Regions from separate parts of the Mus musculus genome. Here region 2 is linked to region 1. Evidence: chromatin loops called from intact Hi-C (ENCODE). Cell type or tissue: heart. All regions are shown on one strand.

Evidence for each region. A loop is a pair of places that touch in the nucleus more often than their neighbours do. Peaks named below come from ENCODE experiments on the same cell type or tissue, not always from the same donor. Only the 100,000 strongest peaks of a DNase experiment are listed, where the experiment ranks them.
Region 2: it touches region 1 in a loop (3-fold over the local background); 6 of 42 quality-filtered maps call a loop at or near these places.

What each region holds. Positions count from the first base shown.
Region 1 is chr4:129,699,146-129,704,145 of GRCm38, forward strand. It overlaps a transcript of Tmem39b not described here and a transcript of Khdrbs1 not described here. Among named protein-coding and RNA genes, the nearest start is that of Tmem39b, 4.8 kb to the left of the region's middle. In heart, CTCF peaks have their summits at 1,509 (motif pointing right) and 2,512 (motif pointing right); DNase peaks (open chromatin) are centred at 2,556 and 3,496; H3K27ac peaks cover 1,368 bases.
Region 2 is chr4:129,981,007-129,986,006 of GRCm38, forward strand. It overlaps Adgrb2 (adhesion G protein-coupled receptor B2), which reads left to right and starts at 3,864. Exons shown (of 30, transcript NM_001290715.2): 1 at 3,864-4,301. In heart, a CTCF peak has its summit at 2,840 (motif pointing left); DNase peaks (open chromatin) are centred at 2,915 and 3,959; H3K4me3 peaks cover 2,269 bases; H3K27ac peaks cover 1,542 bases; H3K27me3 peaks cover 4,011 bases.

The DNA of each region.
Region 1 (5,000 bases):
GTGTGCCACCATGCCTGGCTGGTCCTGGTGTTTATCATAGCAATAGAAACCTAACTAGGATACAGGAGGAGATCCTGTCGCTGGTCTCAGAGGGCACTGGCACCTCACCTCACACACACAGTAACACAGAAAATTGCCAGAGAGATGGCTCACTGGTTAGCACAACTTAGCAGAGTCTAGAGGACCCAAACCCAATTCCCAACACCCATACACAGCAGGTCACAAGGGTCTGTGCATCCAGTATAGGGGATTTGATGCTCTCCTCCAGTCTCTGTGAGCGCCAAACATACACCAAAGCCGGGCCATCTGCGGGAATGTGGGTGACACCTAGCCATATTTTCAGTTACTGCTATATCCTGGGGACAGAGATAACAAATTGCTACACCTGAATGAAGAAACAGGATGTTTTGAACGATCCCTTTTAGCAGTAGGCAGAGGATAGTATGAAAACAACTTCCTAGGAGGGGTCAGACCTGGTTTCTGAGATGAGTAAGTTTTGTTGAATGGTCCAGTGTCTGTTGGAAGGCCCTGGGATTAATCTCTAGCATGGTCTTTTGTTGGTTTGTAAAGTGTGTTTGTACCATACGGGATGAAACATCTCTTGAATCTGGTAACTGCCTGTGGAGTTGGTAATGTTTATGAATCTACAGTGTAAAAAATACGAACATCGTACATAGCGAATTCCCAGGAAATATTTACTGAATTGACTTGGCATACCTACAACTCAGTGTAAGACAGCAAGGGCACCCATGGGTCCAACCGGCTTTGTTATGACCGCTTGCTGGACATCCATTGTTTCCAATAAGAAAGATGATTCTCCCCTGGGAAATCTGCCTCCCTCAGTCCATTTGTGGCTGAGTCTTCTTGAAGTTCCAGTGGGCAAATGATTGAGAAGTCAAAGCACTCCAACAGCCCTGCAACTCCAGACAAGTGGCTGGCTCGAGGGGAGGGGGAATTAGTGATCTAAGTGAGGTAAAATGAGATGTTTTCATAGTATATACACTACAGCTATCAAGAAAGAAATCTTGAGATTTCCTTGTGATGGCTGATGAAAGCAAAGGCTTTGAAGAAATGTCACCTGCAGCCACCCCAGCTGCCAAGTGATTTGGTCTCCCAAAGACATTTTAGATGATTAATATAAGACCATTCAAGGGTGTTCTTGTTCTAATCTCTTGGGTCACTTTCATTCTTTGTGTGGTTAGCCCTTCCATACATCAGCCCTCATACCTATGTTCTTGTCAAACTTCACATTTTATGTTTTACAGAGATAATAACAAAGCAAGCCACTGGGAAGCTTTTTGAGATTGGGTTTCACTCATTAGTCCTGGCTGGCCTCCAACCTCAGAAATCTAGCCTCTGCTGGGATTAAAAGTTTCTGCCGCAATGGCCAGCCTGAACACTGAGCTAAACTAAGCAAAGGCCTCATGATTTTTTGTTTTTCTTTTTTTTAATAATCTAGTTTTATTTATTATATGTAAGTACACTGTAGCTGTCTTCAGACATACCAGAAGAGGGCATCGTATCTCACTATAGATGGTTGTGAGCCACCATGTGGTTGCTGGGATTTGAACTCAGGACCTCTGGAAGAACAGTCAGTGCTCTTAACCACTGAGCCATCTAGCCAGTTTGAGGTCCCATGTTGTTTTGACAGGCCTGTAGTCTGAAGGGGCAGGACACAGCACAATGCTTCCTCCCCCCCCCCCAAACAGGGTTTCTCTGTAGCCCTGGCTATCCTGGAACTCACTTTGTAGACCAGGCTGGCGTCAAACTCAGAAATCCCCCTGCCTCTGCCTCCCAAGTGCTGGGATTAAAGGCGTGTGCCAACAACCACCCGGCAGCACAATGCTTCAAGTTAGCATTTCCTCCAGAAGAGTCTGGTCGGCTTGAGCATATTTGAGATTAGTTTTGTGAACCGGACACACAACCTGGAATAGCTGGGGAAGAATTTCAAAGAGGCATTTTCTTGATCCGGTTGGCCTATACTATCTTAATTATGTCAACAAAGAGGGAGGACTCATTTAATCACGCCGAGGTTTGGGTCCTGGACTGAGGAGAAAATGAGTGTTACGCATCTGTCCTCTCTGCTCCTGACGGTGGATGTGACTAGCAGCTTCAAGTTACCGCTGCCTTGATTATCATATGGTCTACAATTGGACTGTGAGATAAAATAAACTCATTCCCCGACCTGCTTTTGTTGGGGCATTTTGTATTAATGGTAAATAAAACCAAGACAATAATTGAAGCTAGAAAAACAGATTGGTAAGATGGTAAGATCATTTGAGGATCCTAAATGCTGCAAAGAATTTGATTCCAGGTCTTCAAATCTGTCTGAGAATTAGAATTAATTCCTATTCATTATTGTGGGGACTAGATTGTGGGTAGATTGCAGAGACACAGTGTATGACAATTCCGGTGGCTGTCATTAGGAGTTGGGAGAGTTGCCCCACTTCATTCTCTCAGAGTGGTATGTCAGTCTTATATCTGATCTTACTTCCTTACCATCAACACCCGCCAGAGGGAGCCACATACAAAGAAACAGGAGTTCCCAAAGCAACAGGGACGCGAAACCAGTTTCCTTTTCAGATACGTGCTAAGATTGGGGCGTGTGGCGTAAGACAAAGCAAGATGACCAGGCAGGTGTACAGTCTAAACTCGTGTCTGTGTGTCTTAGGCCCTAACACCCATGAACTCTGACTCTAAATTATTACCCAACTAGAATCCCTGGTGCTATCCACATAGTCTAGCTAGGTGCTTGGGGCAGCCACCGTGGTGCACACCCGACTCCCACACTTGAGAGGTAGAGGCAGGGGGATTTCTGTGTATGAGATCCAGGCTAGGCCAGGCCAGGGCAGAAAGGGAGATGTTATCTTAAAATAATAAAAATTATTAGTAAGAGCTGGAACCTGAGCCAGGATTCAAGGCCAGTCTGAACTAAAGTGGGACACTATCTCAATGTAACATCACCGTACGTGTGCTGAAGTGAAGGCGAGAATATCGTTATGTGGGAGCAGCATCCATGTGGCACTAGGAGTCCAACAGAGGACAGTGGCGGTAGTGTATGCCTGCAGTTCCAGAATTCAGAAAGCAGAAGTTTGACGCCAGACTGGACTACAGGGAGGCTGGGTCCTCAGAAAGCAGCAACAGGATCTAGTTTCTCTAACCAGGATTTACTAGCAAAGGAAGCACAGCATTACAAACACAGAATACTTTCACGTTCTTTATTTTCCACTTACCTGCACTAAGACGAGATTCCTCCAACACCAAGAGATGTTAAAACCAAGGCCCAGAAAACGTCAACTTACCAAAAACCAAACGGCATCTGAGCCCAGAGACGGGCCTGGAAGCATCCTAACAGCTAAGGGCTCAACGAAGGAGAGGCACGCAAGGCACAGCTCCAGCCTCCCCTCCCGAGCTTAGTCCTGGCTGGCGGCCAGGCCTCACACCCACCCTTCCAGAGCCCGTCCTGCCTCCACACTCCCACTCGTCCCCTGAGAGTCCATCACCCTGGCAACGGTGAGAGAAAGGCCCTTTTAAAATATTTATGTCTCAGAGCAGTCCAGAGGCTTGGGGAAAGCTGACGTCATCCTTCTCAGCTTGCAGGTGACTGACAAGCAGGGCAGCTGGGTGGGTTAGCCAAATACCCTAAGTCAGACCTCTCAAGAGAAAGATCCCTAGGATGCTAAGCAGTAACGGAGGTGGATGCTGTGACAGAATTTCTAAAAATAAGCCTGAAAGAAAGGAAGAATGTTGGGGCTGTACTCTGCCCAGCTCTTCAGATTTAAAACGTTTCTCGGGTTCCCCTTCAGTGGGAGAGAAATCGCTTATGGAATAAACACCAAAGGAATGAACTGGAATTGAAGCCAAGATGTTTGACTTCAACTCTGAGCTTCCCTGTAACCGGCTGTGACCCTCAAGCAGCTATCCTGGACCTGGAGGTTATACATGACTTACAATCTCCGAAGAGAAAGGCTGAGGCTAGACCACTGGCCCAGAAGCTAGTAGGTAGAACTAGTCACCGTTCATCGCTTGACCAAGCCTTTATTGAACGCTTCATGCAGAGGCAGATACTTGAAAACTTTAGTACAGAGGGGATGCAGAACAGCCCCACCCTTCAAGAACTTGTGGACAAGTGCTAACAAAGACGAACACAGGCTCAGAGTTTAAAATGCCTTACCTAAAGTAAATGATTCTCAACTTTCCTTCACAGATTACAGAGGGTGACCTTCTTTTCTGGGAGTCCTCTGGAATGTCCAAGGGCACCCAGGCTATAGGTTCCAATAAAGGTGTGACAGTGGGGGGCATATATAGTAGTATGTTCCAGAACATTCTATGGGAAACTAAGCAGAAACAAGAGACCGGGAATAGCACAGGAGCTGAGTGTTCTGACCTGGAGAGCCACACCAGGGATTTAGTCCCTGGTCTTTGGTGTTTCAAGACAGGTTTGTGTAGACCTGGCTGTCCTAGAACTTGCAATGTAGATCAGGCTGGCTTTGAACTCCATCTGTCTCTGCCTCCTGAGTGCGGGGATTAATGGTGTGCGCTACGATGTCTGCTGCCTTTCAACTCTTTAAAGCCATTTATTTGTTTATTTATTTATTCATTCATTTATTGTAAGATAAAGTGAACCCAGGTCCTCTACAAGTGCAAGTGAAGTGATCAAACACCACGTTAAGCCCCAGCCCCTCCTACTAAAATGCCTTGAGTAGGTTGAACGGTTAGCACTGAGCCCCTGAAGCTCTGAGGACTCCATGTGGGACTAAAGACTCCTAAGTAGCAGATCCTGCCTGGCTTTCTGTGAGAAAATCAGATCAAGAGGTGGGGTGAAACACAACTGTTGACTCCTCTCCTGGGTTTCTATGGCCCAGGCCAGCCTCTATACAGCAGGTCGCTCCTGGGATCCAGGCTCTGTTGACAGCTGCAAAGACACAAAGTGGAAAATTAAGGAACTGGAAGCTATGGGGGTTTCTCAGCTTTCATCTGGTCAGGCTTTGTACCTTCCA
Region 2 (5,000 bases), 280 kb after region 1:
CGTCAGAGAGGTAGGAGTGGGAAGGCAGAGGTGAGGTCCGAGAGTCTGCACACTTGGACTTCGTTAGTGGCAGAGATGCTGTGAAGAGTAGGTGCGCTGGGGATACTTTTGGGGGGTGGGTAGAGGAAGCCATGAACTTGCCGATAGACTGAGTCCCAGTGCCTAGAAGAGAGCAGACACTCCAAACATACCTGTTGGATGACTACTTTAAAAAGAAGCCTTCTTGGTACCAGGCTCTCAATCACTCACGTGCACTGTCTAGTGTGAAGCAAGCATGATGACTGCCCAGCACCCTAACGGACTTCTCTACAATTGGGACCAGAGAAGGCGCACACTGCTCAAACGGACTGCACAGAACCAGGATTCGATCCTCTGGGAGGATTTGGTGAGGGGATATCTAATCCCCCCCTTTCTCCCCAACTCCAAGAACATGGAAAACACCCAACCCAGATTACCCAAGGCCTCTCAACCCGTTTAGACACCAGGACTTCCTGCAGGAGCCTTTTACAGCAGAGCCCTCCCGGACCTATGACCCCCTCCCCCCAGCATGAGGGTGCCATGCATGGGAGCACTGAGGAAGACCTTGCTATGGAGATTATTGAATGGATTTGGGTATTTTGGGGAACATGATGTGAGCTCCTTTTGGTGTCCCAGGTGGTTGTGGGATTGAAAAGACTTTGGTGCCCTGGAATGCCCGGCTGCCTGGCAGTGGCAGGCGAGCAGGAGCTGAGTAGGGGGCACGCCGGGTCTCATCGGCTGAAAGGAAACCTGCCTAGGCTCTGGGCCAAATAAATCATTGGGAAGGGAAGAAGAACATTTTCTCATCTGTTTAAAGGGCAACGAAGCATAGCAGCTCTGGCCCAGCGGGAGGCGAGGCTGGGGCCAGGCGGGTGAGGCCAGGAAGCTCCCTTGCTTGACCCTCATTCTCTCATGAGCTGCCCCGCTGGCCCTGTCTTTGACGGTGTGCTGCCTCCCAGCTGGGATATTGGTGGTAGTTATTCTTAACAAAAAATATTAATTAGTTGCAAATAAGATCATTATTGTAAAAGGCCCCTCCTCAGGGCCTAGCACTTGCTGATCCATACCTTGGACCTTCCCGGACTCCGGGCTGAGCCTGCTTATGCTTTTGTATCATTCCGTACAGGAGGAAGCAGAGGCCCAGGAAACAGAAGGCATTTTCTCAAGGTCACCCAGCACAACAGTAGGTCAGAGTAGGTGGCCCCTTACTGCCTATATGTATGCATTGGGTCCCCTTCATCTCAGAGGTTCCAGAGCAGACTCTCATGGGACACAGAGCTGAGGTCACTGTCCTTTGCCCAGAGTGTAAGGATGCAGGGGTTGGCCCTTTACTCTGTTCAAGCCTTCTGTGATTGAGCTGTGGATGGTGTCTCTTCCCAGGTTATCTCAGCCTCAGGCTCCCTGGAGGGGGGTGGGGGTCCCTCCTGGGGCTAAGATGCATTTTTCTCACCCCCGCCTGGGCTGTTCAGAGAAGTAATTTCTCTTCAACCAGCTGGATTTGAATATGGAAACAATTTGTAATTACTCCAAGTCCTCCTGGGCGGGCAAGCAAGCAGGCAGGCAGGCAGGCGGGTGGCATTATCACCAGAGTGAGTCTGGAAGGGCAGGGGCTCCTGGGAAAGCAGGTGGGGGAAGCCCTCATATGGGGGGGGGCTTCCCAACATCTGTCCTAGTCCAGACAGCTGTACAACCCCTGACAACTCCTGCTGCCTCTACCCAGTTTACCTAGCTTCTCCTTCCAAGGCTGCCCGGTGAGTCCCTCAACACCCACCATTTCCATAGGGCGGGAAGTCAAGAAGTCAGGACTAAGAGAAACAGATAAATAACTTCCCTGTCTCCCGGAGGCGGCCCCTCCCGTCACCCCTTACCCAGCTGGATCTCTGAGAGCCAAGGAAGAGGGTGGCTTTAGAGATCCAGCTGCATCACATCTGTAAGAGACCTGCCTGCCTTTCTCTTGGTGCTAGGTCTCTAGCATGCAAATGATCATGAATATTCATAAAGAGGGAGGCAGGCTCCCTATAGGGAGAGGAAGGGGCTAGAGCTCTGGAGAGCAAATGTTGCAGGGACTTCCAGAGATTGGTCTTTGCATCCTTGTGAGAGCAGTCCATGTCCTAATCACGTTTCCCACTTTTGTCTACCTCCTCAAAGCTCCCAACTCCGCAACTCTGTTGCTTCTCACAGTAGGCAAGAAAAGAAGGAGCCCAGGATTTCCCACTGCGTCTGGTGGCTGTCATTGCCTTGCAGATGGCAAAGCCTGCCTGGCTCAACTCTCACACTGGTAGTTGAGCCTTCTAACTATGCCAGGGTATGTTTGAAGATGCTTATCAAGAATCCAGGAGCTCTGCCTGCCAGTGCGAGGCCCAAGGCATTGGCCTTCTCAGGGCTCCCACAGGAAAAGGGGAGGTGTAAGCCCAGACCGCCTCCCTGTTTCACACAGCTTCATAAATTCCCTTAAGGTGACAGGTGAGCTTCCTTCATCGTCCCTTATTACCTCCTTCCATTAAAGTCGATAATCTCTCCCAATCACTCACAACAAATGTCACCAGGACAGCTTTAGGGGGGAGGGACAGAGGGAAGAGACAGGAGAAGTTCTCTGCCTCTTTTTGGTAACTCCTCTGGGAAGAGGTGGGCTTTTCTCATCTTGCCACAGCCTGTAGGCGACAAAAGTCGAGTTATGGTGGGGGCGGGGGAGGGGAAGTTAGCAATGAATGGGCCGTGGACCACCTTGTCCTTACAGGACTGGTCCCTCCACGTGTGTGAACCTTCCCAAGTATGTCCCAAAGTCATTCCACCCTCGTTGCAAAGCTGCCCCCTGCTGGCTTCTCTGCCCAGAGTCATCGGATTAACCTACTTGTTTTGGCTGCTGTGGTGTGTCCCCAGTCGGCCCACCTTCCTGATGGCAACATGCCCAGGCCACAAACAGCCTGACCAGAGCCCTGAGCCATGGACATCTCTCCGGGTACCGCCTGAGCCGTGTGGGCTTAGGCTCCACCCAACTGTTCCTCGGCACAGTGCCAGGATGGGGTGGGTCTGTGCATCTCTGTGGCTTCTACACAAACAGATGCAACATGGGGGCGCCCCTGGCACAGAGAAAGGCACTTGTGGGAGAAGAGACTTGGGAAAACATGTAACATACTGCACACGTGTAGCATCCCCGTGCCTAGGGACATACAATATCACAGCGATGAACACCAGAATATGCAGTAAACATGCCACGCTGCGGGGGTATGTGTGTTGCTTCTATACCCATAGCATGCTACACACATGTGGCACCTGTGAGCTTCTACATATAATTCTTAAGGCACATGGAAAAAGCAGCATGCATTCAGGACCTGAGCGCATGTCAATGCATATGTGCAGCATTTGCATGCACCCAGCCAGGCAATATTGCAGTGCACACGCAGGGCACCTGTATGCATATATAAAGTTCAGTGCACCGAGTGTCACCTGCATGCACAGGGACACGCAATGCAATATGCACTGCATAATGGGGAGGGGGGAGAAAACGCTTTAGCCTCCACAGCTCGGGAGACCCTGGCTGCGCTAGACGCCACTAGTCTGGGGTTTCGCTGGAGGGGTATCACCGGGAGGCTCACTCTGCAGTCCAGGCGGTCACAGGCAGGGTGGGGGCTTACCCTGGGCTTCTCCCGCGCCGGCGCCTGGGGCCCAGGGTGGGGAGGGGGAGGGCGCGCTTGGCTCGGCTGGCGCTGCTCCCCCTTTAACAGGAGGCGGCGCGCGTCGCCCCCGCCCCCCCGCCCCTTCTCCCGCGGCTCCTCGCGCCCGGCCCGGCGCGCGCCCCCTCCCGGGCCCGGCCCGCGCAGGCGCCGCGTCCCGCCTCGGCCGTCACTCGGCCCGGCGCGCGCTGCGGGCAGCGGCCGGAGCGGCCGGAGGAATCCGGTTCGGTGGCAGCGGCGGCGCTGGGAGGCAGAGAGGAGGATGCGGCACCGGCGATCAGAGGCTGGGGCTGCGGCCGCCACCCGCGAATAGGAGGCGGCGCGCGGCGCGGGCGGTGCTCGGGGCGGGGAGCGGGGGGCGGCGCGGCGAGGAGGCGGCGGCGGCGGCAGGAGCCCGCGCCCGGCCCGGCGCCCGCCCGCCCGCCCCGTGCAGCTCCGCGGTGCTTGCTCTGCACCCGCCGCTCGGCGGAGCGGGAGCCTCGGGCCTCGGCGCGGCTGCGGCGAGCTGCCCTGCGCCCAGCCCGGCCCCCGCCTTAGGGATGGCAAACTTGCGCCCCGCGGCCGCCTCCACTAGCGCCGGCCCCCGCTCCTGCTGCTGACGGCGCCCAGGTGAGTGCTCGGCCCCAGACCCCGGCCGGCCCCGCACTGAACCCTCGCGCGCAGTCCCGAGTGCCCGCACTCAGGGTGCTCCGTGAGCCGGTCTTGCTTAATTCTCCTCCGGCCAGAACAGAGTCTGTCCAGCGCTCACCCAACCCCCGTCTTAAGAGGGACTCCCGAGGCCCGGGCCGAAGCCCCCTTAGTCTCCCGCGAACCCCTTTGCTACCCCCTCCCCCAGCCTGGACCGACCCCTTGCCGTCTGTGTCAAAGTCCCCCACCTTTAGAATCTTGACCCAGACTGCCACACCGCTGTCGCGAGTCTTGCCCTGTCTCGGCCAAGATCCCAGCAGTGCGCCCCCGGTCTTGATTTGAACCCCCTCTCCAACCTGCAGCTCGACTGTCCTCCCCCCTCCCCCATCTCCCCTCCTAGTCTGGCCGCGGGACTCTGGACCTCTCCTCCACTCTGCCCGGAGTCGTTTCGGTCCCCAACTGTGTCTGCTAGTGCCCTCCCCCGCGCCTGCACGGCGACCATGCTTCCCCTCTATTTCTGCCCCGAGTGCCCCTTCCCCCATATCTGCCCAGAGTCCCGCCTTCCCTTTCCAATCTCTGATGCAAGTCCCCTCCCCCTCAGCCTGGAATTGGGGCCGTGTCCCCCTTGCTCCTCCAAGCCCCTTTCCCCAGGCCGTGATCTCCATCGAACCCGCATCCGAC